2 separate regions of the Mus musculus genome follow, and region 2 is linked to region 1. The links are chromatin loops, found by intact Hi-C in ENCODE. Cell type or tissue: left cerebral cortex. All regions are shown on one strand. Each heading gives the region's core, and the rest is flanking DNA. Links, peaks and the distances in the headings are about the cores only. Region 1 has its middle 130 kb from the start of Lrriq3. Region 2 has its middle 51 kb from the start of Tyw3.

Region 1 (16,062 bases), core at 2,701-10,700:
GGTTTGGGAAGTTTTCTTCTATAATTTTGTTGAAGACATTTGCTGGCCCTTTAAGTTGAAAATCTTCATTCTTATCAACTCCTATTATCCGTAGGTTTGGTCTTCTCATTGTGTCCTGGATTTCCTGGATGTTTTGAGTTAGGATCTTTTTGCGTTTTGTATTATCTTTGATTGTTGTGCCAATGTTCTCTATGGAATCTTCTGCACCTGAGATTCTCTCTTCCATCTCTTGTATTCTGTTGCTGATGCTCGTGTCTATGTTTCCAGATTTCTTTCCTAGAGTTTCTATCTCCAGCGTTGCCTTACTTTGGGTTTTCTTTATTGTGTCTACTTCCCTTTTTAGGTCTAGTATGGTTTTGCTCATTTCCATCACCTGTTTGGATGTGTTTTCCTGTTTTCCTATAAGGACTTCTACCTGTTTGGATGTGTTTTTCTGTTTTTCTTTAAGGACTTGTAACTCTTTAGCAGTGTTCTCCTGTATTTCTTTAAGTGAGTTATTAAATTCTTCTTGATGTCCTCTACCATCATCATGAGATATGCTTTTAAATCCGGGTCTAGCGTTTCAGTTGTGTTGGGGTGCCCAGGACTAGGTGGCCTGGGAGTGCTGCGTTCTGATGATGGTGAGCGGTCTTGATTTCTGTTAGTAGGATTCTTAAGTTTGCCTTTTGCCATCTTGTATTCTCTGGAGCTAGTTATTATAGTTGTCTCTGGTTAGGTCTTGTTCCTCAGGTGATTATGTTAGCCTCTATCAGAAGACCTGGGAGACTAGCTCTATCCTTAGTTTCAGTGGTCAGAGTACTCTCTGCATTCAAGCTCCCCTCTTGCAGGGATGGTGCCCAGATATCTGGTGTTTGAACCTGCCTCCTGGCAGAAGTTGTGTTCCACTCACTAGAGGTCTTAGGATCCCGTGACAGATCCTGTGTGGGTCCTTGTGGGTGTCCGCAGACTCCCCCGGGCCAGGGACCAAGGTGCTGCAGTGGGCCGGCCGGAAGGGACTTGAGCCCCGTGGCATCTCTCATTCTAAGGTAACTGATAAGTAAGATTAAACATTATAATGAAAGTGATAAACATCACAATAAAAATTATTTCTAAAAGTCCATTTAATCAGATGAAATGAGAAAAGAAATTATCGTAACTTTCCAGTATGTTATCAAATATGCATGGACCCACTAATAAAGAGGCTTTGAAATGATTCTTAACTTGGCATTTAATATTTTCCCACTTTAAAATCTACTGCAACACAAAATCAAAGAGCACTTGCAGATCTTAGCACTCACAGGGTATTCGTGGCAAGTGCATGGTGGTGGAAGGAGCAGAGATGAGGTTTAGCTCTAGCTTTGAAGGTTATAATCCGGAAAACAACATTCGACCCTTTCCTCTTTGACAAAACTCTTTCCTGCAATCCCTGAACTTGGCTACTCATGCTTTAATTAAAAGCTTTTCTTTAATGCTTTGAAGATTAACTTCTAGTCACTCCCAAAGAGCAGCATATTAGATATGATCATGTCCACAAATCAGGCATTTTCTTCCAACTTTTCTGTACTACACTTGAGTGTGGAAATACACTCACTTTCAAATAGATTTTGGATTTTATCAAAGGCTTATCAGCATCTAATGAGGTAATCATGTGATTTTTTTTTCTTTTCAGTTTGTTGATATTAAAGTTTGTTGGATTAGATTAACAGATTTTCATATATTGAATCATCCCTGTATCCCTTGAATGAAGTCCACTTGTTCTTGATGGATGATATTTCTTTGATGTGTTCCTGGATTTGGATAGTGAGTATTTTATTGAGTATTTTTGTATCACTGTTCCTAGGAGAAATCAGTGTGCAGTTCTCTTTTTATGTTGAGTCTTTTTGTAGTTTATGTTTCAGAGTCACTGTGTCCTCATAGAATGAGTTTGGCAGTGTTTGTTCTGTTTATATTTTGTAGAATAGTTTGAGGACTATTGGAATTAGGTCTTCTTGGAAATTCTTCTTAGAATTCTGCACCAAAACCATCTGGCCCTAGGCTTTTTGGTTGGGAGACCTTTTTTTCATTTTTAAAAATTATTATTATTCTTTAATTGTTCGTTTATAGTCCAGTCTTTATCCCCCTCCCAATTTGCCCTACTCATCCCATTCCTCCTTTCCCCCCAGCCCCCCAACCTGTTTCCACCTCACAAGACCTCCTCACTCTCTGGGGCCTCAAGTCTCTCAAGGGTTAGGTGAATCTTTTCTCACTAAGGTTCCCCCAGTACCTGATCATGTTACCTTCTTCCCCTCTCCTCCAGGTCCCTCGCTTCCTTGTGGGATTGAAGCATTCTCATTTGGGCCCTTTAGTTTGTTAACCTTCTTGAGTTCTGCGGATTATATTCTTGAGTCCTGGGTATTCTGTACTTTTTGATTTGGGCAGGGGATGGGGGAGAGATATCTCAAAAGCTATTGCCTGTAAGTGGGATATATTCTACTAGCTGGGCTGCCTTGTCTAGCCTCAAAGTGAGATGAAGTACCTAGTCTCTCAGAAACTTGAAGTGCCATGGTGGGGCTGATAACAAGGGGCCCCCACTGGCCCAGAGGAGAAAGGGAAGGGGAAGGTATGTGGGAGGGGTTGACCCAGAGGGGGTTTCAGTGAGTGGGATGTAAAGTGAATAAGTAAAATAGAATAATAATAAAATTAAATTTTAAAAATAGTTTGAAAGCTGTTAGTTGACTGAGTGTCCTCACTGTGGTTTGATGGGTACATTTCTTGTAGGCTCTTTGGAGAAGCAAAGACATCATGCATGATGGGCATGTCAACAAGCAGGCAATAGTCAATGTTATTGTTACGATAAGGGGGATGACCATAGCCTTTACCTACAAAGGCTCAAGATTGCTTCTGAAAAGGAAGTGCTTATACAAAAGCTTGACCAATCACAGAAAATGCTTTCATGATATAATAATTGAAGTGTCATCAATTGTGCAGTGATCAGATTTATGATGCTCAGGATTTCTAGCTATGTAATGACCAGCAAATAAAGCTGACATGTTCTCATGATTCCATTCTAAGTAAAGACCTATCCAAAGGGTGATTTTAATTTGACCTATTGAACAAAGAGATAAAATGGGGGCTGCTAGGAAGAGAAAAATCCAGGCTTCACACTCTTAGAATAGAAATAGTATCTGTATCATCATCTGACTCCCTAACCTTTCCAGGATGCCTCAGGAAAAATTTAAAACCATATTATTTTAGGATCTAGTCTTTGAAGAAGAATTATAAAGATGGGTGTTAGGTGACCAGTATGGAAACTGGTATATTAAGACTTTGTTTTTTGTTTGTTTGTTTGTTTGTTTGTTTGTCGTTGCAATTCCTTTATTTAAAAAACTTGCCTTTTTAAAAAATATTTTTTATTATGTATTTTCCTCAATTACATTTCCAATGGTATCCCAAAAGTCCCCTATACCCTCCCCCCTACTCCCCTACCCACCCATTTCCACTTTTTGGCCCTGGCATTCCCCTGTACTGGGGCATATAAAGTTTGCAAGTCCAATGGGCCTCTCTTTCCAGTGATGGCCGAGTAGGCCATCTTTTGATACATATGCAGCTAGAGTCAAGAGCTCCGGGGTACTGGTTAGTTCATAATGTTGTTGCACCTACAGGGTTGCAGATCTCTTTAGCTCCTTGGATACTTTCTCTAGCTCCTCCATTGGGGGCCCTGTGATCCATCCAATAGCTGACTGTGAGCATCCACTTATGTGTTTGCTAGGCTCCTGCATAGTCTCACAAGAGACAGCTATATCAGGGTCCTTTCAGCAAAATCTTGCTAGTGTATGCAATGGTGTCATCGTTTGGAGGCTAATTATGGGATGGATCCCTGGATATGGCAGTCTCTAGATGGTCCATCCTTTTGTCTCAGCTCTAAACGTTGTCTCTGTAACTCCTTCCATGGATGATTGTTTCCAATCCTAAGAAGGGGCAAAGTGTCTACACTTTGGTTTTCGTTCTTCTTCAGTTTCATGTGTTTTGCAAATTGTATCTTATATCTCGGGTATACTAAGTTTCTGGGCTAATATCCATTTATCAGTGAATACATTTCATTTGATTTCTTTTGTGATTGTGTTACCTCACTCAGGATGATGCCCTCCAGGTCCAACCATTTGCCTAGGAATTTCATAAATTCATTCCTTTTAATAGCTGAGTAGTACTCCATTGTGTAAATGTACCACATTTTTTGTATCCATTCCTCTGTTGAGGGGCATCTGGGTTCTTTCCAGCTTCTGGCTATTATAAATAAGGCTGCTATGAACATAGTGGAGCATGTGTCCTTCTTACCGGTTGGGACATCTTCTGGATATATGCCCAGGAGAGGTATTGCGGGATCCTCCGGTAGTACTATGTCCAATTTTCTGAGGAACCGCCAGACTGATTTCCAGAGTGGTTGTACAAGTTTGCAATCCCACCAACAATGGAGGAGTGTTCCTCTTTCTCCACATCCTCGCCAGCATCTGCTGTCACCTGAATTTTTGATCTTATCCATTCTGACTGGTGTGAGATGGAATCTCAGGGTTGTTTTGATTTGCATTTCTCTGATGATTAAGGATGCTGAACATTTTTTCACGTGCTTCTCAGCCGTTCGGTATTCCTCGGGTTAGAATTCTTTGTTTATTTGCCTACTCCTGGGAAATCACTTAAAATATTGCCTTGTCATAAGACAAATTTAAATAAAGTTATCAAGTAAGTGTTTTAATTTTTTTTTTGTTCCTAAACTTATCAGGGATCCTCTTAGGTAGAAACTTCTCACTTCCTGTAATAGGCATTTTGAAAAGAGTGATGTATTTTAATTTTGTGATAATACTGTCAAAAAGCGTAGATTTATTGATAAACCAGCTTGACTTCATCCTAGAGGCAAAAACATTTTTTTTTAAGGTCAGAACAAAGTTTGCCTAGTGCTGCTAGGTCTTTCCCTACCTAAAAGCAGGACCAGATAAGAGGAGATAAAAAGAAGCAGTCTAATGAAAAAAACAAACAAACAAAAAAAAACAAAACAACCTGACAATCACTAACAGGGACCACCACATTTTTTATATATGGTCACATATATACATATATAAAGCATATATACATAAAGTGTGTGTGTGTGTGTGTGTGTGTGTGTACACATCTATACACACAAACACTTAAGATGTTGCCATTTTTGGTAAAACACAGTGCTATCTGAAGTCTGCCACTTTGCCTTAGCAAGTTTCTCCCCCTGAATCATGGATCCCTTCCTATTTGCTATTTTGATGCAAAAAGGAGATTTTTTGACGACAGGCACTGCTAGAATGTTATGTGAAATGATTTCTAGGTAGCCTTTGATATCTATAAATATGCATGTGATTTTCATCACCAGAAGAGCCAAGTCCTCATGGAAGCAGACTGCTAAACTAAAGGTCTAGATGAAAATGGCTAAAAAGAGGTCCAAGCAAAATAGTAGGAAGATGGTGGATAAACGACAAAATAAAACAAACTGAGAGGGATTTGAAGGTTTCAAAGTGCTCGTGCCACAGGGAATTCAGAGTAAACTTGGCATTTTTAAGTTTGCATTTCCTTGAAACAAGGATGCTGAGTCTGGTGATGTGCAGAAGCCTGGTGCTATCTCTGCAGAAGTGTGTGATAAGATTAAAGTCCAGAGACTTTGCTATGCAGGTGCTGGTTATTGGCAGCAAACTATGCAAATGCTAAGGGTGGCTCCTGCTTCTGGATGAAGGTGGAGGATCAGTGACTGCTGTCTTTCCTGTTAAATTCTACAGGGCCTATAGCACACACAGTCTAAAACCCCAACTACAATGTCAATGTTTCTAAGGTCTAATAAAAATGGTATTCAGTTTAGAACTAAGTTTAAACTCTAATCTTAAAAAGTTACTAGTGTTTTGTAAACTGTTAAAAAAAATAGTAATTAAGGCTTGCAACCTCATAGGAAGAACAACAGTATCAACCAACCAGATTCCCCAAAGCTCCCAGGGACTAAACCACCAACCGAAGAGTGCACAAGGTGTACCCATGGTTCCAGCTGGATATGTAGCAAAGGATTGCCTTATCTGGCATCATTGGTCATGTGGAGGCTTGATGACCCAGGATAGGGGAACACTAGGTCCCTGAGGCAGGAGTGAGTGGGCAGTTGGGGAATCACCCTCATAGAGGCAGGGGAAGGAAGGATAAGGATAGGGGGCTTGTGGAGGGGAAACTGGGAAGTGGGAGTTTGAAATGTAAATAACTAAAATAACCAATAAAAATTAAAAAAAAAAACAGACTTGTGGGTTGATAGTCGCAGTTTCAAATGTAATATATTTACAGGGGAAAGCTTTGTTTAGCCTATGTATGTGTTCAGAGTTAAAGTTTAAAGCAAATAATTAAAGCAGCAGCTATGTAAAATCATCTATAAAAGTACTTAATAGCTGGCTCTCAAAACATTTGAGAGTTATGCTGAATATAACGTTTAAAAAGTTTAATGGAAAAACTTTCCTGTGATTGACAGAGATGCAACTCCTGGAGGCAGCCTTCCAAATAAGACAGATGAGGCACAGACCTGGATTGTGGTGACACTAACCACTGAGAGGACCTGCCCTATGCCTTGCCTTCTGCCAAGGCTCTGCCACAACTGTAGACACTGTAGGGTTAAGTTCCAAATTTTGCCTCAGTGTGGTCAGTTTTCCGAGGGTTCCTTCTCTACAGCAAAATCTCTTAGACTTTCTGAATCTGGCAGCTTATAGCCTGTGCTCAGTGCTGTTCTGTGTGCCAAATGAAGGCTGACCTCTGCCCCCAAAGGAGCTACTGCTATAGCCCAGGGTAACCATCTAGGTAACAGTTCTGTCTATTTGGAGTTTATGTTCTGCTAAAATTTATCCTTCTCAGATCTCTGATGGCATTGATGGCTAACACAGCTTTATCAGTATAATAGCAGCCGCCTGGTGAATTCATTTCATAAGGCCTGCTCTTCCTAAAGCTCTTGGGTCTCCTGGTGAGAAAGGAAACTCACAAACAGGTTTGCTTTACTAACAGGCTTCATGTTAAAGGATAAACATATCTCAGATGTAACTTTCAGTATTTAAAGGACCCTGACTTGCAAGGACTGCTCTCAGTAATCAATTGTCCGTGTCTCATGGTAAATAATTAAATAAAAACGTTTCAAATTTATCTAAGTTCTAATTGTGTAAGAAAATATTCTAAGGTAAATACAGTTATAAAGGCCTGAGGATATAAACATTTAAATGTATTATAAAGTTTTAAGAAAATACATAAACATATAAATACAGGTTACTCTCTTCTTCTGTTATACTAAGACTTCAAAGTTTCAGAGTAGAGTTCTGAGATGCTAATAAAGCACTGAGTGCTATTGTCACTCACAAGCTCAAGATTTTACATTGCCTTTGATTGTCCTCCAAATATAGACTTGAAGGGGCTTCTTATAGTGCTAAAAAGAATCCCTGTCCAATTTTAGCCTTTGGATAAAAAAAATGTTCATGCTTTTAGGCCAAAGCCATAGCTTTTGCTAAGACTCAAAACCGTAAGTCTCCTCCAGCTGTCTTAGAGACACCTGCTGGCTCCTTTTCTATAATGAGGAATTCAGCACAGATTGCAAGCAATGGCAATGCTAATGTATCAACATCTTTTAACTGTTTTTGTAAACTAAAATAATTCATGTACGCTTCAGGAAATTGAGGGAGTTGTAAGACTTGAATTCATCTCTCACAGCTCAAAAGGACTCCAGATAAGTAAACCGGTTAACCAATTGCCCAAGCTTCCATACCTGCCTATTCCCGAAGGTGGGATCTATCTTCCCTCTGGCCTTGGGACACCTTCCCTGCCACAGCTACTAGGACAGTGGGCCTAGAAGCTCCAAATAAAATAGTTTCCTTTATGTTCTTTAACTTCTGTCCCTAGTCTATATCTGGCGTGGCCAAGTTCTACTTGGCTGGTGGAACTGAACACCAGCCAGAGATCAGCTGTAAACTACAGACTGATCTTAAGGTAATGTATACCGTGCCAGCCCCGACTAGTCCTACAAAACCCAAAAGCCCTGAACTTGTTGAAAACTGATGTGAACCAATCTAACAGATGTGATTGCTCACTGTCTCATCAGTTGGGTCAGCAAACCAGATGTTTCTGATGAATATCCCACTGCCCTAATCCCCTTCCAGTCTTTGTCTATCATTCCAGCCTTCCAGGGGCCTGAAAATGGCAAATGGCATCCTAATTTCACCAGCAAATAGTTACTATCAACAAAGGCTGGAATGTTAGAACCACAGAAACTCCCTGTCCTTCCCCCTCCTCTCTCTCTCTCTCCTATACATCTCCATGCCTATTCAAACATGCGCGCGCGTGCACACACACACACACACACACACACACACACACACACACAGCCTATTGGCATACTAAGCTCTGTGATTGTCAAAAGGGACTTTAAAAAACTCAATAGACCAAGAAATACCAACAGGGAGATTCATTAACTAAAATAGTTCTACAATATGATACGTAACCTGCTCTATGTAAAACAAAAGGATGGCTTTAGAAAAAAATATTCTTTCTATACTAACCATCAGATGTAATTACAGAGACCTTAGATATGATACAAATATTGTGTCCCATCACATAAAAAACGCTAAGATACTGTCCTCCACTGGCATTATCAGTCCACACAACAGGCATAAATGGCAGCACCCTATCAAGGATTTGAACTGGACCCATAAGACAAGGTGGGAGTAATGGACCAGCCTGACATATCTTAAGGATAAAAGCCATTTTGTTATATGGTCAGTAAAAGTTCATTATTACTGTTTGATGTAAAATTCAAGTTGAGCATGATTCAACCTGTTTCTGGGATTTGACATGCTCCCACCATATGGAATATGGTGACTAATAATTTGTATGCACCCTGACAAGATTAGATAATTTGCCAAATAGTTTTGAAATATTTAGCCAAGGCCTCAACACTTAACAACCCCTACTTTTGCAGTTTTTTTTCCTACATAAACTCTGCATTCTCCCATTTTAATGATAGTCCTGTCTGACAGAAAATAACGCTTGCCTAATTTGACCAAATAGTTTGGGTAACGACCTTTAATCTTGTTCAGTGGTATTAACACTGTACAGTTAGATCCAATATGTATAATGTTTATACAGTTAGATGATGCTTTGCATTTAACACATGACTAGTATAGGCTTGTTGAGTTAAATGACCAACAGTGACCTTTAAACTGTACATTCCCAGAACATAGGGCTTCTAATACTGTTGTCTTTTGTTTTTGTTTTCATGAAAATTTTATTTTCGCATAGACTTTTCAGTGTTAATTAACTAATTAACTGTAATCACTAGGAATCTGTTTTCCTTGAGGATTCCTGAAAGCTTCTTACTGACCCTCAGTTTCCCCTGTACCCTTAGGCACTTAGGAAATCTTTCATAAATGTCTGAAAATGCATGGTCAATGTTTTTCTTCTTCAGTTACATGAAGTAAATTCTTACTCCATTCCAGGGTCCTGCCTAGCACTAGGGGAAGGATCTGAAGTAGACACACATGTAAGATTCACACAGGTCAAAAGATTGGTATTTTTTTACTTTAATTCTCTAACTATGATGGATGTTATTAGCTGATGGCTTCCGGAGACTTAACACTCTCTTGCTTATTCTATGGCTGAAAACTCCTGGCTTCTTTTCTCTTTATCTCTCTGTGCATAATTTTTACCTTACAAATCTTTATCTCTGTGCTTTATTAAATGCTGTCTCCTTAGTTTATTAACTTTAGTACTGTTCTATGCTTCATTAAGTACTGAAAACTTAACTCTTTATTTACTATCACTGTTCTGTGCTTCATTAAAAGCTGGGAGATCTTATCTATTACTGCTCTGTGCTTCATTAAGCACTGAGGACTTAACTCTTTACCTCTCTATTATTTATAAGTATCTGTGTTTGATTAGCACTAAAAATCATAACTCTTGCTTACTTTATAATTCTCTGCTTGATAAGTGCTAGAATACATAACTCTCACTTCACAATTCTCTGTGCTGGAAAACTTAGCTCTTACTACTTTATAAACTCACTGTATAATTTCCTGGCAATTAACATATGCTACATAGCAGTGGGGAATTCAGTGGAGGATTTATTGCTAAGGCTCCTTTCTCTATTGCCCAGAAGCCTCGCCTCAGGCTGGCCAGGTGGGAGGGAGGTTTCAAGAAATTAACATTTATTGAAACAGGAGAAGAGAATCATGCTCATAAAAGGAAAAACTTTTACCGAAGCAAATATGTATAAACACACATACATTCATTCACATACATGTATTTATACATACATTCATACATTCTTGCCATACCTGGCTACTTACATACTTACACACACACACACACACACACACACACACACACACACACACACACACATTCACACCCCTATACTTACATATGCATATATTTTTGGTGGGTGAAGTAAATGCCCTCATGAGCAAGCTTCATAGAGAAAGCCACAATGCAGAAAGGACTCCCTCATTCTGGATGAGCTTCAACCTTCACTGCTAGAGAAAGAAAAAGCTTCTACCCTTTTATTGCTAAATGAATTAAAAAACCTGTCTCATTGTACAAAAGCCTGCCTGCTTCATTCTGCTCTCTCTGTAGCTCCTTCTCTCTTAGTCTTGTCTCTTTTATCCTTAGCATGGTCATAATTTGTTATCTCTGCTGTCTCTTCTGCCTTTATTTTGGTTCTACCCTGTCCTCCTCTCTCCTACCTTCTGCATCTACTTAATTCCACTCTCCTCTTTGTCCTTCCTCATCTGTTCGTCTCATCTCTGTATCCTATTCTCCTTCTGCCTCCTTAATGCCATCTTTCCTAGTTTTTTGGTACCTTCTTGGCAGAATAGATCACATGATATTCCAAAAGTTTGCAACAATTTTAAGCATAAATTTGAATCATAAATTGAACAAGAAGATAGAGCAGAGATGTTTACATGTGTTTCCATTAATACTTCTTATCCAAGTAGACACTCATTATAGATCACTATCTGCACAGGTTCAGTGGGAGTTTAAAACTATAATTCTTTGGTCTAAGTTAACATTGAAGTTTCATATAGATAAATTCAGTCAACATTTCATCCCCTGTCCTTGAACTACAATAAACTATTCATTCCTAGTTTATGGCCTTTAGTTAATGTTTTTACAGCTGAAAGGAATGTATTCAAAACTTGTAAATCTGTATCAATGCCTGCTTTCTATCTAGACCAATTAACTAGTGATATGTGAAAACTGGAAGAGTTCTCACTGCAGTTTTTATATCAGAGACTGTTTTAATTTCAGTCCTTATTATACAGGGCTTAAAATTACTAGTATAAATTTAGGAAATCTTATGGAATCATCATTAGGAATTAAGACATCATCTATTTGTCTATACTGTACCACTACAGTAGGGTGGGCTAATACCAAGGGATTTTTATATTAATTTAATAATGACAGGAAATGCATATCAATAGCAAGAATCAATGAATTATTTTCTTAGGGCATTGCCACCAGAGCTAATTCATTATAGTCTATGCAAATTGGTGGACATCTCAGGAAAGTCATCTGCTAGTCTTAGCCTCTCCTAGATGGCTCCTTGACAATTCCACAATTCCATAAAGTCTTTTGTTTTTATTACTTGTTTACACCTTAACATACTTAAAAGTATGTTATATTTTTATGCATGTATAACTTATACCAAGAAAGGATAAAGTATCATTAGATTTTACTCAATAACATAATGTTGTCCAACCTTCAAACCCTGCCTGCTTCATGAAAATATATTTTATGACCTGAGAGTGCAGCTAAGTCATTTTTAAAAGTCTTTATTTCCACTTAAGTATTAATAGTCAGTATTATTGGTGATTAGTGTTAGTATCATTAGTGACTTTGATATGTTTGGTAGATGAAATCTGGACCAGGAAATGGTTGCTAAACTGAGTATGTTTACTATAACTTCAACTGCTCTTAGGTAACTGAGAATGAACTTAGCATATGTCTGTGAGAGTGAGTCCAGATAAATCTCCTGAGTTTTCATAATAGCAAGCTCAGATTCAATTATGATGTTGGTAATATAGATATAGACTGTCTCAGAACTTATCCTACATCTAAAATAAATACTGAAATGTAAGGAGGGATTTTCTGATTGTCTTATCTTTCACTTTAGGAGGAAATACATAATAAATTATTTCAGAATCTAGTGAAATTTATATACAGATTAATTAGAACATAGAATTGTGCTACATTAATTATTTCATACCAAGAGAATGGAAGAAAGGGTTCTTTTCCTCTCTGTGCCCTGAGAGCATGGAAAGTAATATTTCCCCTTAGAAAGCTGAGTGACTCTGAGAGGAAAATGTTTTTTTCTCTGTTACTTTTTGACTTGAAGCTCAAGTGGCCTGTCCTTAAGAGACACTCTTGTAGTCAGTCATTAATGAGATAAGCTAGAATCCAAGTCTCCAACTTCTTCCTCTAAGTTCTGCAGAGCTAGGAGAGTAGAGAATGAGCTCAGATCAATGGCCTACACTACATGAAGCCCTGTCACACCTTGAGTGTACATGAATGTGATAGGTGTCAGAGTTTACAGCCACTGGGAGCAACATATTAGGTCATGATATTTACTTTAATATTGGTAATTTATTTGTAAAACTATGCCAAAATAGTAACTTTATGAATACATATGTGCATGCATGCACGAGAGCGCATGTGCATGCTCCTGTGCGCACCCACACTCACACACACACACACACACACACACACACACACACACACACACACACACACACACACACACACACATATCCAAACTTAGAATGTAGAAAACATTTTAAAGGGAAGAAGAAATGTTTTATATTAAAAGATCTTTCTTTTCTGTCTTATACAACAGAGATACTGAAACTGCTCAGTCCCAGGCCTCCAGTATACTAGTTAGCTTTCAAGAATAAAACAAAATAAAACAAATCTGTCTCACTACATACATGTGTGTGTGTGTTTTAACAGTGCTGTTTTGTGAATAAAAGCTTCACTTCTGCATTTTAATATCTCACAGTGCCTATGATAGTTCACACATTTTATTTTGTGTCTCCCATTTCTGCACTCAAAGTCAAAGCCCTAATGGAGACATTTGGATCAGCTTTTGACATATAAGATTTGTTAATGCCTCGCCTGATTTGGATGAAACTTAATGCAGTTTCACCATACATTTATTTTAAAAATTTTACCTTAATATTCCATTATATAATAGTAGTGAATCTTATTCACTAAAATCAGTGTGGATATAGCTGTATATAGGAAAACATCTTGGTAGCAAATAATGGATTTTTTCCTGAATATTTTGGTTATTTTACCAGTTTGTCTATTATAAAGTCTTTATTGAATATGATGTGAAGGTAAGGAATATCACTAGGTATTGAAAACCCAGTGGGTGAATACATAATGTGCCTACAGGTATTTAGAGAGGAGCAAGGGAAATATGAGTGTTTCTCTAACAAGAGAACCCTAAAAATAACAAGAAAAGTTAAATACTGAGTCCTCTAGCAGATCTCCATGGAGGTGGAAATTCACACCTAATCTAGCCCATAGAGAATATGCAAAGGCTTATTAAAGACTCAACTCAGGGATGACTCTGAAAGAAAATTCTAAGCAGAAGCAAAGACATGGAAACTTCCACAAGGCCAGAGAAAGAATAAGGTGCATTTAGAAAGACATTACCAAAATATGGGGACATTATTCCAAGGGTCATTCTGAGCTGATACAGCATTGTGGAAGGGGAATCTGGTGATGTAGAACATCCTGGGAAATGCATTTGTAGGAGGTAAGAGTAGAGGCAGGAATCCCATTAGGAGGAAATTGTTCAATGATCTAGGCACAAAGTGGTAAGACTGGAATGTAGGCAATAGCTGTGACCATAATGGAGGTCTGTATTTGATGGCAGTTAGTGTTCCCATTTCCACATCTCCAGGTCTAAGTGGAGAGTGTCCTTTTAAAGGGTTTCTTCATCTGCAGTGACAGAATGCCTTTGCATATAGAGTCCTGGGATCCTTAACTTTAGGAGGGAGAATTTGCTAGAAACTTTGTGTAATTCTTGAAATGACTGCCAGCCTCTTTTAAGAGCAGAAATCCTAAGAAAGGGAAATTATTGTTGAGCATTTTGTCCAGATAAGTGGAAAGGACAATATACAATATCCGTAGTAAGGATATGGGGATCTGGTGTCTTATATCAAATTATAAGATGCCAGTGAGACTGAAGTCCTGCTGCCCAGACTTTTGTGAATAGGAAGGACCCTGTTGGAAACAGACTCATTGCAGTCTATAAACGCAATGAGTCCTAATTCAGTATGATCCTGTCCTTAAAAAAATATATTTACCCTCCGTGTGGAATTATGTCACCTCAAACTAAGGAACAAAGGAAGCTAGGATAGAGGCCTGGAGCAGACCTTTGTCTGAACTTTCAGAGTGTGGATATGCCCATACTAGAGTTTGGATTTCTAGCTTTGACAATTAGAACATAAAACCTGTCTATTTCTAAGTCATTCCATGTTTAACACTATGTGATTGTGGTGGTTGCAGAAAGCCAATCCGAATTAATACATGGGGGATTGCTAGAAAGAGAACTGGAAGAGAGGCAGGTGCTTCTCAGACACGTCACCTTCCTATGTATGTGGTGGGTCTACGGTTAGTATGCAGCCTGTTCTTGTTCATTGTTTATACAGCGTATGCGAATCAAGCATATTGGAAACTGAGCTGAATGGATTCTGGATGCTGAAGCAGAATATTGAGTTGATGGCTCTCTAGAGTTCTTTTCTGAAGACTCCTACATTGAATAAGGTTCCTCGCTGCACCCATTATCTCTGTTCTCAAGTGTCTCTCATGATGTAATCACCAAGAGGCTATTGTTAAACCATAGTGACATCTGTGATACGTCCTCTCACCTCAGCATCCTTACTCCAAAAGCCTCACCTAGGTGTTCTAATTCTGTTTCTGACCTAAAGAAGGTGAGGCTGCCCTGAAAGCAATTATCTTCCTGGATCCGTATGGCTTAATTACTTTATTGAACCATGACCTGTAACGTGGAAGGAAGAGCATGTATCTTAAACACACAATTTAATAGCCTTTTATAAGTATGTGTTTCCTATGAATGTTGACTTCCATTTAGCCAGAGTACAAGACTGAGGTGACCGTGCTCCATGAAACTCCCCCAACCGCCTTCATTTAGTGTTTTCTTGCATGGACAAGAACTAAATTGACTTTTTTCACCATAGATTTCTCTGTCAGTAGGTGAATTTTTATATTAATTATAATATTAAGGTTTAATATTTTTGCCCAACTCCAATATCTTTTATTTTTATAATAATACACACTTGAACATTTAAAAAAATTTCCTGTCCTAGTGGTTGAATCCATGTGCTAGGCCAGCAACTTACTATTGAGCTATCATGTCTCCCAACTTTTAATTTAAAAATTGATACAGTGTCTCACTAGATTGTTCATCCTGGAATAAATTCCCTCTGCTATAGGCAAGAATGAACTTGGGGTACTCCTACCCAAGTCTTCTGAGTAGCTAAAGTCAAAGGCTTATACCATCAGATGTGGATTCCAATTGAGATCTTCAGTGAGTTGGAATTCTATTTTTGTGCTATTTGAATAAAACTGACATGAGTTGTCCTGTGCATTGTTTTGTTAAATATGCCAAGGCAGAAGGTGGGGTGTAAATACTGTCTACATACATCCAGATTATGTGTATATCGATGACATTTGCCAGGACTTAATACAACAGTTTCACTCCCCCAGTAGCAATATAAGAGACTTCACATTGTCTCACAAGCAACATCCCGGGCATTGTTTTCTGTACATTTCTGCATCTTCCAGTGACTGAAAAGTTGTTATGTGTCATTATGGCTTTGAGTTTTCACCTGATGACATGTTTATTATTTTGGGGATGACTCTCACTGAATATCTAGATTATTTAATCCACAAATGAAAAGAGCTTGAAATCCTCCCAGACTTGACTCTCAGTACATCCGTCTTCCCACAAGGCCCTGTAATTTGTACAACTTTGCAGTCATAAGAACTCCAAGC
Region 2 (16,062 bases), core at 2,762-10,761, 580 kb before region 1:
CCCCCACTCCCCTGCCCACCCACTCCCCTTTTTTGGCCCTGGTGTTCCCCTGTACTGGGGCATATAAAGTTTGCAAGTCCAATGGGCCTCTCTTTCCAGTGATGGCCGACTAGGCCATCTTTTGATATATATGCAGCTAGAGTCAAGAGCTCCGGGGTACTGGTTAGTTCATAATGTTGTTCCACCTATAGGGTTGCAGATCCCTTTAGCTCCTTGGCTACTTTCTCTAGCTCCTCCATTGGGAGCCCTATGATCCATCCATTAGCTGACTGTGAGCATCCACTTCTGTGTTTGCTAGGCCCCGGCATAGTCTCACAAGAGACAGCTACATCTGGGTCCATTCAATAAAAACTTGCTAGTGTATGCAATGGTGTCAGCGTTTGGATGCTGATTATGGGGTGGATCCCTGGATATGGCAGTCTCTACATGGTCCATCCTTTCATCTCAGCTCCAAACTTTGGCTCTGTAACTCCATTCCATGGGTGTTTTGTTCCCAAATCTAAGGAGGGGCATAGTGTCCACACTTCAGTCTTCATTCTTCTTGAGTTTCATGTGTTTAACAAATTATATCTTATATCTTGGGTATCCTAGGTTTGGGGCTAATATCCACTTATCAGTGAATACATATTGTGTGAGTTTCTTTTTCTTTTTTTTTCTTTTTTTTTTTTTTTTTAATTTTTTTTTTTTTAAAATTAGGTATTTAGCTCATTTACATTTCCAATGCTATACCAAAAGTCCCCCTTACCCACCCACCCCCACTCCCCTACCCACCCACTCCCCCCCTTTGGCCCTGGCGTTCCCCTGTACCGGGGCACACAAAGTCTGCGTGTCCAATGGGCCTCTCTTTCCAGTGATGGCCGACCAGGCCATCCTTTGATACATATGCAGCTAGAGTCAAGAGCTCAGGGGTACTGGTTAGTTCATAATGTTGTTCCACCTATAGGGTTGAAGATCCCTTTAGCTCCTTGGGTACTTTCTCTAGCTCCTCCATTGGGAGCCCTGTGATCCATCCATTAGCTGACTGTGAGCATCCACTTCTGTGTTTGCTAGGCCCCGGCATAGTCTCACAAGAGACAGCTACATCTGGGTCCTTTCAGTAAAATCTTGCTAGTGTATGCAATGGTGTCAGCATTTGGAAGCTGATTATGGGGTGGATCCCTGGATATGGCAGTCCCTACATGGTCCATCCTTTCATCTCAGCTCCATACTTTGTTTCTGTAACTCCTTCCATGGGTGTTTTGTTCCCACTTCTAAGGAGGGGCATAGTGTCCACACTTCAGTCTTCATTTTTCTTGAGTTTCATGTGTTTAGGAAATTGTATCTTATATCGTGGGTATCCTAGGTTTTGGGCTAGTATCCACTTATCAGTGAGTACATATTGTGTGAGTTCCTTTGTGATTGTGTTACCTCACTCAGGATGATGCCCTCCAGGTCCATCCATTTGGCTAGGAACTTCATAAATTCATTCTTTTTAATAGCTGAGTAGTACTCCATTGTGTAGATGTACCACATTTTCTGTATCCATTCCTCTGTTGAAGGGCATCTAGGTTCTTTCCAGCTTCTGGCTATTATAAATAAGGCTGCTATGAACATAGTGGAGCATGTGTCCTTCTTACCTGTTGGGGCATCTTCTGGATATATGTCCAGGAGAGGTATTGCTGGATCCTCCGGTAGTACTATGTCCAGTTTTCTGAGGAACCGCCAGACTGATTTCCAGAGTGGTTGTACAAGCCTGCACTCCCACCAACAATGGAGGAGTGTTCCTCTTTCTCCACATCCACGCCAGCATCTGCTGTCACCTGAATTTTTGATCTTAGCCATTCTGACTGGTGTGAGGTGGAATCTCAGGGTTGTTTTGATTTGCATTTCCCTGATGATTAAGGATGTTGAACATTTTTTCAAGTGCTTCTCTGCCATTCGGTATTCCTCAGGTGAGAATTCTTTGTTCAGTTCTGAGCCCCATTTTTTAATGGGGTTATTTGATTTTCTGAAGTCCACCTTCTTGAGTTCTTTATATATGTTGGATATTAGTCCCCTATCTGATTTAGGATAGGTAAAGATCCTTTCCCAATCTGTTGGTGGTCTTTTTGTCTTCTTGACGGTGTCTTTTGCCTTGCAGAAACTTTGGAGTTTCATTAGGTCCCATTTGTCAATTCTTGATCTTACAGCACAAGCCATTGCTGTTCTGTTCAGGAATTTTTCCCCTGTGCCCATATCTTCAAGGCTTTCCCCCACTTTCTCCTCTATAAGTTTCAGTGTCTCTGGTTTTATGTGAAGTTCCTTGATCCACTTAGATTTGACCTTAGTACAAGGAGATAAGTATGGATCGATTCGCATTCTTCTACACGATAACAACCAGTTGTGCCAGCACCAATTGTTGAAAATGCTGTCTTTCTTCCACTGGATGGTTTTAGCTCCCTTGTCGAAGATCAAGTAACCATAGGTGTGTGGGTTCATTTCTGGGTCTTCAATTCTATTCCATTGGTCTACTTGTCTGTCTCTATACCAGTACCATGCAGTTTTTATCACAATTGCTCTGTAGTAAAGCTTTAGGTCTGGCATGGTGATTCCGCCAGAAGTTCTTTTATCCTTGAGAAGACTTTTTGCTATCCTAGGTTTTTTGTTATTCCAGACAAATTTGCAAATTGCTCCTTCCAATTCGTTGAAGAATTGAGTTGGAATTTTGATGGGGATTGCATTGAATCTGTAGATTGCTTTTGGCAAGATAGCCATTTTTACAATGTTGATCCTGCCAATCCATGAGCATGGGAGATCTTTCCATCTTCTGAGATTTTCCTTAATTTCTTTCTTCAGAGATTTGAAGTTTTTATCATACAGATCTTTCACTTCCTTAGTTAGAGTCACGCCAAGATATTTTATATTATTTGTGACTATTGAGAAGGGTGTTGTTTCCCTAATTTCTTTCTCAGCCTGTTTATTCTTTGTATAGAGAAAGGCCATTGACTTGTTTGAGTTTATTTTATATCCAGCTACTTCACCGAAGCTGTTTATCAGGTTTAGGAGTTCTCTGGTAGAATTTTTAGGGTCACTTATATATACTATCATATCATCTGCAAAAAGTGATATTTTGACTTCCTCTTTTCCAATTTGTATCCCCTTGATCTCCTTTTGTTGTCGAATTGCTCTGGCTAATACTTCAAGTACTATGTTGAAAAGGTAGGGAGAAAGTGGGCAGCCTTGTCTAGTCCCTGATTTTAGTGGGATTGCTTCCAGCTTCTCTCCATTTACTTTGATGTTGGCTACTGGTTTGCTGTAGATTGCTTTTATCATGTTTAGGTATGGGCCTTGAATTCCTGATCTTTCCAAAACTTTTATCATGAATGGGTGTTGGATCTTGTCAAATGCTTTTTCTGCATCTAACGAGATGATCATGTGGTTTTTGTCTTTGAGTTTGTTTATATAATGATTACATTGATGGATTTTCGTATATTAAACCATCCCTGCATCCCTGGAATAAAACCTACTTGGTCAGGATGGATGATTGCTTTAATGTGTTCTTGGATTCGGTTAGTGAGAATTTTATTGAGGATTTTTGCATCGATATTCATAAGAGAAATTGGTCTGAAGTTCTCTATCTTTGTTGGATCTTTCTGTGGTTTAGGTATCAGAGTAATAGTGGCTTCATAAAATGAGTTGGGTAGAGTACCTTCTACTACTATTTTGTGAAATAGTTTGTGCAGAATTGGAATTAGATCTTTTTGAAGGTCTGATAGAACTCTGCACTAAACCCATCTGGTCCTGGGCTTTTTTTGGTTGGGAGACTATTAATAACTGCTTCTATTTCTTTAGGTGATATGGGACTGTTTAGATGGTCAACTTGATCCTGATTCAACTTTGGTACCTGGTATCTGTCCAGAAATTTGTCCATTTCATCCAGGTTTTCCAGTTTTTTTGAGTATAGCCTTTTGTAGAAGGATCTGATGGTGTTTTGGATTTCTTCAGGATCTGTTGTTATGTCTCCCTTTTCATTTCTGATTTTGTTAATTAGGATTTTGTCCCTGTGCCCTTTAGTGAGTCTAGCTAAGGGTTTATCTATCTTGTTGATTTTCTCAAAGAACCAACTCCTCGTTTGGTTAATTCTTTGAATAGTTCTTCTTGTTTCCACTTGGTTGATTTCACCCCTGAGTTTGATTATTTCCTGCCGTCTACTCCTCTTGGGTGAATTTGCTTCCTTTTTTTCTAGGGCTTTTAGATGTGTTGTCAAGCTGCTAGTATGTGCTGTCTCCCGTTTCTTCTTGGAGGCACTCAGAGCTATGAGTTTCCCTCTTAGAAATGCTTTCATTGTGTCCCATAGGTTTGGGTACGTTGTGGCTTCATTTTCATTAAACTCTAAAAAGTCTTTCTTTCTTTATTCCTTCCTTGACCAAGGTATCATTGAGAAGAGTGTTATTCAGTTTCCACGTGAATGTTGGCTTTCCATTATTTATGTTGTTATTGAAGATCAGTCTTAGGCCATGGTGGTCTGATAGGATACATGGGACAATTTCAATATTTTTGTATCTATTGAGGCCTGTTTTGTGACCAATTATATGGTCAATTTTGGAGAAGGTCCCGTGAGGTGCTGAGAAGAAGGTATATCCTTTTGTTTTAGGATAAAATGTTCTGTAGATATCTGTCAGGTCCATTTGTTTCATAACTTCTGTTAGTTTCACTGTGTCCCTGTTTAGTTTCTGTTTCCACGATCTGTCCTTTGAAGAAAGTGGTGTGTTGAAGTCTCCCACTATTATTGTGTGAGGTGCAATGTATGCTTTGAGCTTTACTAAAGTGTCTCTAATGAATGTGGCTGCCCTTGCATTTGGTGCGTAGATATTCAGAATTGAGAGCTCCTCTTGGAGGATTTTACCTTTGATGAGTATGAAGTGTCCCTCCTTGTCTTTTTTGATAACTTTGGGTTGGAAGTCGATTTTATCCGATATTAAAATGGCTACTCCAGCTTGTTTCTTCAGTCCATTTGCTTGGAAAATTGTTTTCCAGCCTTTCACTCTGAGGTAGTGTCTGTCTTTTTCCCTGAGATGGGTTTCCTGTAAGCAGCAGAATGTTGGGTCCTGTTTGTGTAGCCAGTCTGTTAGTCTATGTCTTTTTATTGGGGAATTGAGTCCATTGATATTAAGAGATATTAAGGAAAAGTAATTGTTGCTTCCTTTTATTTTTGTTGTTAGAGTTGGCATTCTGTTCTTGTGGCTGTCTTCTTTTTGGTTTGTTGAATGATTACTTTCTTAGTTGTTCTAGGGCGTGATTTCTGTCCTTGTATTGCTTCTTTTCTGTTATTATCCTTTGAAGGGCTGGATTCGTGGAAAGATATTGTGTGAATTTGGTTTTGTCGTGGAATACTTTGGTTTCTCCATCTATGGTAATTGAGAGTTTGGCCGGGTATAGTAGCCTGGGCTGGCATTTGTGTTCTCTTAGTGTCTGTATAACATCTGTCCAGGCTCTTCTGGCTTTCATAGTCTCTGGTGAAAAGTCTGGTGTAATTCTGATAGGCCTTCCTTTATATGTTACTTGACCTTTCTCCCTTACTGCTTTTAATATTCTATCTTTATTTAGTGCATTTGTTGTTCTGATTATTATGTGTCAGGAGGAATTTCTTTTCTGGTCCAGTCTATTTGGAGTTCTGTAGGCTTCTTGTATGATCATGGGCATCTCTTTTTTTATGTTTGGGAAGTTTTCTTCTATTATTTTGTTGAAGATATTAGCTGGCCCTTTAAGTTGAAAATCTTCATTCTCATCAATTCCTATTATCCGTAGGTTTGGTCTTCTCATTGTGTCCTGGATTACCTGGATGTTTTGAGTTAGGATCCTTTTGCATTTTGTATTTTCTTTGACTGTTGTGTCGATGTTCTCTATGGAATCTTCTGCACCTGAGATTCTCTCTTCCATTTCTTGTATTCTGTTGCTGATGCTCGCATCTATGGTTCCAGATCTCTTTCCTAGGGTTTCTATCTCCAGCGTTGCCTCGCTTTGGGTTTTCTTTATTGTGTCTACTTCCCCTTTTAGTTCTAGTATGGTTTTGTTCATTTCCATCACCTGTTTGGATGTGTTTTCCTGTTTTTCTTTAATGATTTCTACCTGTTTGGCTGTGTTTTCCTGCTTTTCTTTAAGGGCCTGTAACTCTTTAGCAGTGCTCTCCTGTAATTCTTTAAGTGACTTATGAAAGTCCTTCTTGATGTCCTCCATCATCATCATGAGAAATGTTTTTAAATCTGGGTCTAGATTTTCGGTTGTGTTGGGGTGCCCAGGACTAGGTGGGGTGGGAGTGCTGCGTTTTGATGATGGTGAGTGGTCTTGATTTCTGTTAGTAGGATTCTTACGTTTGCCTTTCGCCATCTGGTAATCTCTGAAGCTAGCTGTTTTAGTTGTCACTGTTAAGAGCTTGTTCTTCAGGTGACTCTGTTAGCCTCTATGAGCAGACCTGGAGGGTAGCACTCTCCTTAGTTTCAGTGGGCAGAGTATTCTCTGCAGGCAAGCTCTCTTCTTGCAAGGCAGGTACCCAGATATCTGGTGTTCGAACCAGACTCCTGGCAGAAGTTGTGTCCCACTCACTAGAGGTCTTAGGATCACGTGTGGAATCCTGTGTGGGCCCTTGCGGGTGTCAGGCGACTCAGCTGGCAAGGTAGCCGGGGCTCGAGTGGAGTGGAAGGGGTTTGTGCCCCAGATCAAGCCCGGGTAGCCTGCTTCCCTATGTACTGCAGTCTCAAGTTCCGCGCGATTGGATTGGGGCAGGCGCTGTGTTCCACTCACCGGAGGTCTTAGGGTCCCGTGGGGAGTCCTGTGTGGGCCCTTGCGGGTGTTGGGCAAGACTCTGCTGGCAAGGAAGCCCGGGGCTCGAGTCGAGCGGAAGGGACTTGTGCCCCAGATCAGGCCCGGGTAGCCTGCTTCCCTATGTACCGCAGTCTCAAGTTCCGCACGATTGGATTGGGGCAGGCGCTGTGTTCCACTCACCAGAGGTCTTAGGATCCCGTGGGGAGTCCCGTGTGGGCCCTTGCGGATGTTGGGCAAGACTCTGCTGGCAAGGTAGCCCGGGGCGAAGCGATGACTCTTGAATGTAAGGATGAGGAGTGGCCACTCTCAAGTATTTCGGTGCCATTTCAGGGTCTGAATCAAACCAGATATTCATGAAAGACAGGTTTAAAGGAGGGTGACATGGTCTGGTGTAGCTTTTGTGGCTTGCTAACAAAAAAAAAAAAAAAAAAAAAAATCTTTATTTATTACCAGCAGGTGGCGCACTAGCCTCACGTTTTAAATCTCCCCAGCTTTGTGATTTTTGTTGTAACTCACTAATTGGGCTGTTAAGGGAGGAGATGATAATTTAGGCACTGTTTACAGAAGAAAGCTGATTTAACCTTCAGCTTTTCTATAAGCGTTTTCTTTTTTCGATCGCAGCGTTCCAACCGAAATTTGCTAAAGTAAAATGGAAGACCTCAACTTTAAAAAATGATTGGAGTGAAATGAAAATATAAGCTAGGGCATCAAGTTAGGAACAGGGGCGAAATGTGAGTCGTGAAATCAACACTTCGGGACGGTAATGGCACCATAGCAGCTACAGCCACACACCACACAAGCAGCTCCTCGCAAGCAAAACGCAGACCCCCGTTTGTGACTGAGCTGGAACACTGAGGGGATAAGCAAGGCTCTGAACGCAGTGCGCCTTCTTTGCCAGCTGGCGCAAGTTCCGAAAACTAGAACCCGGGCAAAAAACGTTCCACCACACATCACTGTGAACGCGACCCGGTGACACTTTCACAAACTGAGAACCAGTGAAGACAGAGAAGCAAGTAAAAAAGGAGTGGCCTGGGTTGACAGATAGTCTTTGATGCATGAGATATGGGTGGGGGGGGGGATAATTCTCGAGGAGAGAAAGTGATGGGGCTCACAGTCCCCGCAGCTCAGGGAAGTGAAGCAGAAGTTGTCCTGACAGCTAACGGTGCAGGGCATGCCTGCCTGCGGGCGCTGCCTGTGTGGCCAGGGCTGGATGTGCTCTGCTCGAAGTTTGTCTACATTTGAACATGAGTCCTTCAGCAAAGGGTATCATGAGAGACAGCGCCTTTAAGCCAGCTTTGTTCTTAAAATACTTCATTAGCATGAGATAATATTAGACATAGCAACACAGATAAAAACAGATTACGCAAAGAATAGCAATACTTATTTGGGGAAAACACCCAACGGGAGTTTCATGTGTCACAGTGAACTGTGGGCACATTCAAATTGTTGAGGCCAGGATACATTGTTTTGTAGTTGTCTTTTCTACTTCTTTGCTCCCATCCATTACTCCCCTACATCATCCTTCTGTCTCCTTAACTCGTTCTTTCCCTCACCCCTTTTTCTTTTGGGGGAGGCAGGGTTTGATGTAGCCCAGGCTGGCCTAAAGCTCACTATGTAACCGAGATGACCCTGAACTTCTCATCTCTCTGACTCTACCTCTCAACTGTGGGTCTCTGGTTGTATCTCCATAGTCCGGTTTCCTGACTTAACTTAGGGCTGCAAGCAAGGACAACTTCTCTACCAACCGTGCACCTCCAGTAGGAAGGGAAGATTTTAAAAAGACAAAACTAAAGAGGATCTACCAGATGTTATGAAGCAATCACCCTGGCTGAAGGGGTTAGCAGCAGGACACCTCCGGCAGAAGGGGAACTGCTAGCTCCTGGGCAGGTGTCCCCAGAGTGGTACTGTTTGTGAAGGCTGTGGTGGCTTCTATGTGGGGAGAGTAGTCCTGGCAGAGTCTTTCCTGATGGTTTCCGGCAGGCAGCCATGCCTTAGATCCTTTCCTGCACAGCCTCCGGGGTTCATCCACTCTGTGTTGTCAGGGTCGGGAGAGGCATCTGTTTGATTCTGACAGCTTTCACTTTGCTTTTGTAGAGAAGAGCGAGGGCACCTTGCCTAGCTCGCCAATCATGTTACACAGGCGGTACTAAGCACTTCACATAAAAATCGAGAGCCTAGTCCCATGGCTACTTCTTCAAAACACCCCCAAATCTAAGGCTCAGAGGTCATTGCAGAAGAGGGGGCTGTTAGACTTAGTGTGTTTAAGAATCCTAGGACCAGTGGACCCACAGATTCCCAGTGAAAAGATCCTCTTGAAGACGTTCAGTGATGTTTCATCAGATGAAACACCTCTTAGGCCTTTCAGGTACAGGCAAATGAGGCCCATCTACTGCAGGGTCACTCCAGATTTGGAAGACAGCCTTGCCTTGAGTAAACCTGGTAAATATTCACTGAGAAAATTGAAATTAAAGTGTGTACTGTGCACCAGCAGTGGTCTGTAATCTAAGGTTATTTCAATATATGCACAGACTTGTAAGTTTTACTGTGTCTTTCAGTTTCTATTTAAGGAATAAGTGGACTTAGGCTGCGGATGTGTGTGGTGCTGCAGGCACACCTTTTGGCCGGCACGGGCTTTGAGAGAGCTGTTAATTCCAGTGAACTTCTTGCTGGCTGGGTAAAAAAAAAAAAAACAAAAAAACGGGGAAATAAAATAGGCCCAATTTTATTTAGTTTACACTGATAGACGTGAATCTAGCAAGAGTCCACACCATTGAATCCTTCTTAACGTTTCCTTCCATTCAGACTTAGGGTTTTGTATGGGTTATATGTGAAGTATTTGCTAATAAAAGAAGCCAAACAGTGTAGGAAATTAAGCTTTGCAACCCCTCCCCTGCACTGTTCAAGCTGGGATCCGAATGCAAACACTGAGGGGATATTAGAAATCCATGCAAGGAACTGTGGCTTTTAGAGATTGTCTTCCTGTGCTTCTACGAGCATTCATTATTTCCTTGGCTGTTGAACTGACTCTATATTCAGCTACTAAACACGCTGGTCAAACGTCCTGCTCACGGCTGACAAGTAGCTCCGTTTCCTGACAACATGACCAGCACTGTTGTTTGATGTTCCGTCCGGAGCAGAATTAATTTTCTCCCAGGAGGTCCCGACGGTGAGATAGATCGCACATGCACAGGGTCCACCGGATGGTGGGGCCGCCTTGCACATTGGCATTTTATCTGTAATCAGATACTTTATCGACACGGATCCTGTCAATTCCCCCCAAATAAGTTGGCTTTATTAATACAGGTTGCTCTTCCTTTTGCAGTAATGAGCTCCACCATGGCCGGCTGCTCAAAGAACCAGGAAAAAGCAAAGCCCGGGATCTGTCATTACACAGGGCAGGGGAATCGGATGCGGCTTTTAACTCCAGGCCACTGATGCTAATTCTTGGTAGCTTGCCTGACTTGCCTGGAGCAACTGAAAACATCAACTTAGCTTTATTCAGGCTAATTATCAGCCTGTGCAGTGGTCCTAAATTTGAGAAATGATTGACAGCCTGATACATATTCTCAAGTTCACACTCATTAGCACACAGTGTCTCAGGTCTGGTCTGCCCCCAAGACATGTATGGAAGCCGGCAACCCACTGAGCTCAGACAGTGCTGGGAAGAAGGACTCATCCCTTAGGTGTCCTGGGCTCTCTTCCCACACTGTCCGCATCTGCATAGAACAAGGGCTGGGTGTGACCTGGTTTGACCTGCATCTGTGCACAGAGGCAGCTTAGTCTAGACACTGTCTGTTCTGAATCAGCAGTCACTTTATCACAGGGCTGGGTCTCTTTGTTGATGAATTCCTTTGAATAACCAAGTGTGTTGAACATTTGTTACATTAAAAAAAAACAAAAAACAAAAAACAAAACTATGTGTGAGGGTTGCCCATCATCGTCCTTCCCATCTTAGAAAGCCTGACACTTGCTCTGTAGGTGTTATTCTATCCTTTTCCTTCAAATTATAAACCTCTCCTCTCCTCTCCTCTCCTCTCCTCTCCTCTCCTCTCCTCTCCTCTCCTCTCCTCTCCTCTCCTCTCCTCTCCTCTCCTCTCCTCTCCTCTCCTCTCCTCCCTCCCTCCCTCCCTCCCTCCTTCCTTTCTCTTTTTTTTAAAGTATAGAATAGAGTTGATTCAGGGCATGGGGAGGGGAGTTGAGAGAACAGCAGAGAGAGAGAGAGAGAGAGAGAGAGAGAGAGAGGGGGGAGAGAGAGAGAAAGAAGAGAAGAGAAGAAAAGAGAAGAGAAGAGAAGAGAAGAGAAGAGAAGAGAAGAGAAGAGAAGAGTGAGGGAGTAGAGGACTTGGCTGAGAGCACTTGGAGAGAGATGGGGAGGGGAATGGAGAGAGAGAACCTCTATTTTCCACTGGGTGAAACACCATTATTTTGTGCCTGTCATTGTTTTGGGGCTTCTAATGCTTTGTTGTACAACTAAACCTGTGATAAAATTAAAATCCCCATAAACGAGCTGCCAGGAGGTGCATCTGAGAACACGGTTGATGTCACAGGTGTGCCAAATGTTACATCTTTGTCAGGAAAATAGACTTGAAATTGTATAGCAGGGTGACTTTTCCTGGGGCGGAGGAAAGCTGCAATTCGTAGGTCTCTGCTCCTTCCCAAGAATGGATTTCCTGCTTCCGGATCCCAAGAGACTCCTTGTACCCGCTAGGGAAAGCGTCCTCACCACAGAGGCTCCTGTTGCCCAAGGAGTGCTTCACCCAGCCTTGGCTTTTCAGTGGAGAGAGGGCCACAGCACCATCTCTGCAGTGCTTAGGACCTGATCCTGCCGTTTCCTCAGAGCACTGCAGGAAAGAATGTCACTGTGGTCTAACTTCCCACACTCTTAGCAGAGCCTCTCTGTCTACTTTTCTTCATCTTCCATCACCCAACACCGGCCTCCCGTTCTCCATGGAGACATGGCGGAAGCTTGAGCTTCACCCACCCCTTTCCCGTCCGCAGTCAGAACAGCAGAGTTCTGTCACGTGGTTTTGCTAGTTGGAGGCAGCAGACAAAATTCTGACCAGGGATATTTTTTGTTTGCCCTGTATAGTGTTGTAAAAATTAGAATGTTTCACCCAAACCATCTGGATTTTCAGCTTCTTTGTAAAAAGGAGAAGATGTGTTAGTCTTAGAAGGTATTTCTAGAAGACTGTCAGCAGCTGAAGTGCAGCCAACTTTGATGGCTGTGTGGGAAGACATCGCCCTCCAGCACCTTCTGCTTTTCCAGCTTTGGCATTTGACTTCTTGCTTGATACTGTAAAGAAGAAGAAAAGCTTTCCAGATCAGATCAGACCCACCTTACAACGGAGGCTTAGCAGAAACTACAGCGAACCAAACAAAACCCTCAAGTGAGCCCTTCGCTGGCATTTAGACTTCCCGTGTCTTCCTGCTTTGGCACATAAGGCTTCCAAATGTGAAGATGGAAGAAGAGGGACGATTCAAACACCTGTAGCCTCTTTTCAGTGGGGCATACAGGTCTCCTTCTTCTGGGGCTGCCACTGTCCCCCGACTTCTATTTAGAATACTTTAGACACCTACCCCTGCAGATGCTTTTCATAGTCCTGTGGAGCCTGACTAGACACTCACAGCCTTGTCAGAGGTCTCTTCTGTGGAATGATCCTCCCAGGATTTGCCATGTTAACAAACCATACCGTGCTCAGTACTGCGAGTTCACAGACAGCCCTTTTGTCTAGGAGCATTGACTGTCATGCCTGGGAGTAAATTTTCTATGTAATCTCCACACAGGGCTGAGTGTGTCCCAAAGGCTGCTCTGTCATCTTATGGCTGTAAAGGGCACTCACTGTTTGTGTCATAGTCCATGTGGACCGAACACACACTCCCAGCCGATACTCTAATAGCTGGGACAGCCTGCAGAGGTGACAGTCACATGGGATGATATTCAGCGGCTGATCAGGGCTGCTAGGCTGTGATAGAAAGAAGATGTGGGTGTGCTCAAGGAGCTGGAGTGAGATGAGGGTATGGGCTCCACTGGAGAGACTTTCAAACTCATCTGCTTCTCCTGGTCCCCACACCCATGTGCCCAGAGGAAGAAGTAGCCTTTTGCCTCGCCTTAAAGCAAACAAGGAGGCTTGCAGAATGTGCAGCTTGAAGACCCCGGCTTTCAACATGGAGATGCCAGTGACAGGTACCTTAGCGTGTAGCTGACATGTGTTCAACGCAAGCCCACCCGAGGCTCAGCTCACTGTCAGTGTGAACAGATGGTGACACAGACTCCACAGGGTGGGTATGCCCAAAAGACGGTGTCCACAAAGCAGAAGCGTTTGTAGAGTGGCCATCATGACCAGTGAGAGAACGGACTGGGGGTGATGGGCCATGGTTACACAGTCACCGTGTCACTGAACGACTCTACACATAGTTCCCAAGATGGCTGAAACAAACATCTGTTTACCATGTGAACCGATATTTACTCAGATACCTTGATATCTCATATGTGAGAATCCTTTTCTGAGGCTCGATTAGAAGCAACTTGCTTCCTAGGCAGCCACCACTGGCTGAACGTGCAGTGCCCTGGCTAGTATCTCACGCTGTCTTCTAGGTTGGTCAGCCATTAACCCTTTCAAGCCCCGTCTATTTCAAGCGTACCCCGAACATAACATCCCCGCAGAGGAACCAAGAATTAGCTGAGATGCCTGTTAGGACACAGGAGGCGTTAGGTTTAGGTTTGCCGTCTCAGCTGCCACCCTGGTCCTAAGTTGTTCCTCCCTAACCACCCTGCAGGGGGCAGTGTAACACCGGGGCTGACGGCCAACCAAGGCGGGGGTCCTGACTTAGCTGTGTGTGTGACTTCAGGCAAAGTGCTTCAATTCCCTGCTTCTCAGAATCATTCTCTGTAAAAAAGCTGAAAATGATAGTATTTGAGTTTAAGATGAGACCTGACATTTAAAGCGTTTGGCACAGAGCCTGGCCCTCGTTGTGCACCAGCATTGTTTTTTCGGGTCATTACTACCATCCTTCATAGGGCCACGGAGGTAGAATTTATTAGCTTCGATGATGAGGCCCATGTCTGTCCCCCCAGAAATCTGGACAGTCTCTTTGAAACACTCCTTGCCACTGTCCTTGTTCTTTTTGGTGATTGAAGGCCTTCAGTTTAGTCGGCCTGAGAATAAAGAGTGGCTCTTCAGCAGGGGAGGCAGAGCGGGAGGCAGAGGAGGGATAGGAGGAGGGATAGCCACAGAATTCCACCCGACTCTGGATCTTTTTAACCCACAGTCTCCTGCTGATTCCTTTGAGATGGGTCCTCCCCCAAATTCTAGGTATCTGGTCACCATCCTCCAAAATAACTGGATGGCTTTGATCCTGTCCTCTCTATTCTAACCATCAGCTTTCCCTTTAACCAGTTGATTGGAGAGGGGTGGCTCAAATCACAGGAGGCTCGGAGTCTCTCTCCTGATGGTCTCTGTAACACTGGCCTGGTTATCCCATCACTCGGGCATCTGTGCCTCCTCCTGCAGTCTCTGGATTCCTTCTGGGTTGTCAAAAGTGAACTATAAAAGATCAGGGGAGAGAGTACCTTAGTATAATATTTTTTATATTACCTCAAGTCAAATGTTCTCGGGAAACAAGACTATTTTAAACCAAGAACAGCAAGTAATAGCTTCCTGCAGGAAAGACTAATTTACCAAAATTTGATGACCCTTAAAATCAGGTAGCCGCTCCACAGCTGTGAATCACCTCAGGCCAGCTTCTCTGTGATGACTGACAGAAAATCTGATGACTTTCAGCAGCAAGGGCTGTTCATCGCTCATCTCATCCTGCTGGCTGTATTTACAAAGACACACCTAGAGAGAGGGGGAGGGGAGAGAGGGAGAGAGAGAGAGAGAGAGAGAGAGAGAGAGAGAGAGAGAGAGAGAGAGAGAGAGAGAGAGAGAGAGAATTCCAGGGACTGCTGAAGAGTGTCCCCAGTAGTGACACATGTAGTTTTCACTCAGACGTTGTTATTTATAAAAGTCTCTCGCCATGCCAACACTAGCTAGGTCAATGCTGGGGACACAGGTTACATCTCCATAGCAACACGCATGGCTGGGACTTGTGTTTACATAGGGACCAAGCAGGGGAGAGAGAACTTCTGACCTCTGCTTATGTCGGTTCTGTGCAGTGTGATCTCTGAAAACAATTTTCAGAACTTATGACACCTCACATATGCAACTACTCAAGTCTGAGTTCGAAGTCACGAGACCAAGCAAGCTGGACGAGTAGAGGGGCTTCTGCTGTCTGTGGCTGGCTATACACGCTGACCCCCACCGCCACCCCGACTCCCATCTCCCCTTTGGGATTTTGTCCTGTGTTACTTGTCTACTCCCTTTTAGATGAGAGTTCCACAGACCACTCTACGCTTCCCCTCTCCTCGTTCCGAGGCTTCTCCACACTGCTGCGCACGGCAGCACGGGTCTTGTTCTAAGTTGAGTGGTTCTAACCACTCAGCTTTTGTCCTTTGCCTCGCGGCTCAGAACGCAGCCTCTACTGCTGGGTACTAGTAGAACACGGCAGACTACAAAAGCCACCAAGTCCCGCTGCTTCCCTTTCCAGTGGTGTGAACCTGACCTCATCTGAACCTCTCTTGCCAGCAGCTCTGTCTGACCAACCATTTGGCGCACGGCTGGGAGCTTTTAGTAGTGACAGCTTTGCACAGTTAGATAAGCCTCTAACCACAATTCGCATCCCCAGAATCCGAGTGGCTGTTACCAGTGAAGAGGAAAACACCAAAGAAGAAGCAGTGGAACATGGCATTCCCTTCTTGCTCTCACGAATGCTAGAGATTGGTACCCAGGCCTTGTGCTTGCTAGGCAAGCAACCCGCCCACGCCATGGAGCTGCATCCCTAGCCCCGCCCCGAGTCTCAGGGTCAGATCTCGGATCACCCGCAGTTCTGTATACAAACTGTTCAACTCAGGGACTCTTGGCTTTTGCTTTTAGGTGAGTGGGTCAAGCATTTGGGAATAGTATTTGTCTGTTGATTGATTTTACTACTGTCACCCTGGGTTTCCTGTAGCACTCAGGTACCGGAGAGTTGTCCTCAGTTCTTGATGTCTCTTAAAAGCCCCACTGTTTGGCCATATTTGGAGTTGGTGGAAACCTTAAGATGTGGGGCCTGGTAGTCACCTTGGGGTGACTCAGACCTTGCCCAGGTCTTTCCTTTCTCTTCTCAACTCTTTCAGGTCATGCCATGGAGGGAGAAGTTTTGTCCCACCATACACTCCTGACCATGACATGTGATTTACCTGCC

The links. Peaks named below come from ENCODE experiments on the same cell type or tissue, not always from the same donor. Only the 100,000 strongest peaks of a DNase experiment are listed, where the experiment ranks them.
Region 2: a loop joins it to region 1, with 6 times the contacts of the local background. A loop is called at or near these places in 5 of 42 quality-filtered maps.

Annotation. Positions count from the first base shown.
Region 1 is chr3:155,216,455-155,232,516 of GRCm38, forward strand. No RefSeq gene overlaps it. Among named protein-coding and RNA genes, the nearest start is that of Lrriq3, 130 kb to the left of the region's middle. In left cerebral cortex, for the core only: no CTCF peak of the experiment used is centred there; no DNase peak of the experiment used is centred there.
Region 2 is chr3:154,639,660-154,655,721 of GRCm38, forward strand. No RefSeq gene overlaps it. Among named protein-coding and RNA genes, the nearest start is that of Tyw3, 51 kb to the left of the region's middle. In left cerebral cortex, for the core only: a CTCF peak has its summit at 7,246 (motif pointing right); DNase peaks (open chromatin) are centred at 7,326, 7,534 and 7,609; H3K4me3 peaks cover 833 bases; H3K27ac peaks cover 234 bases.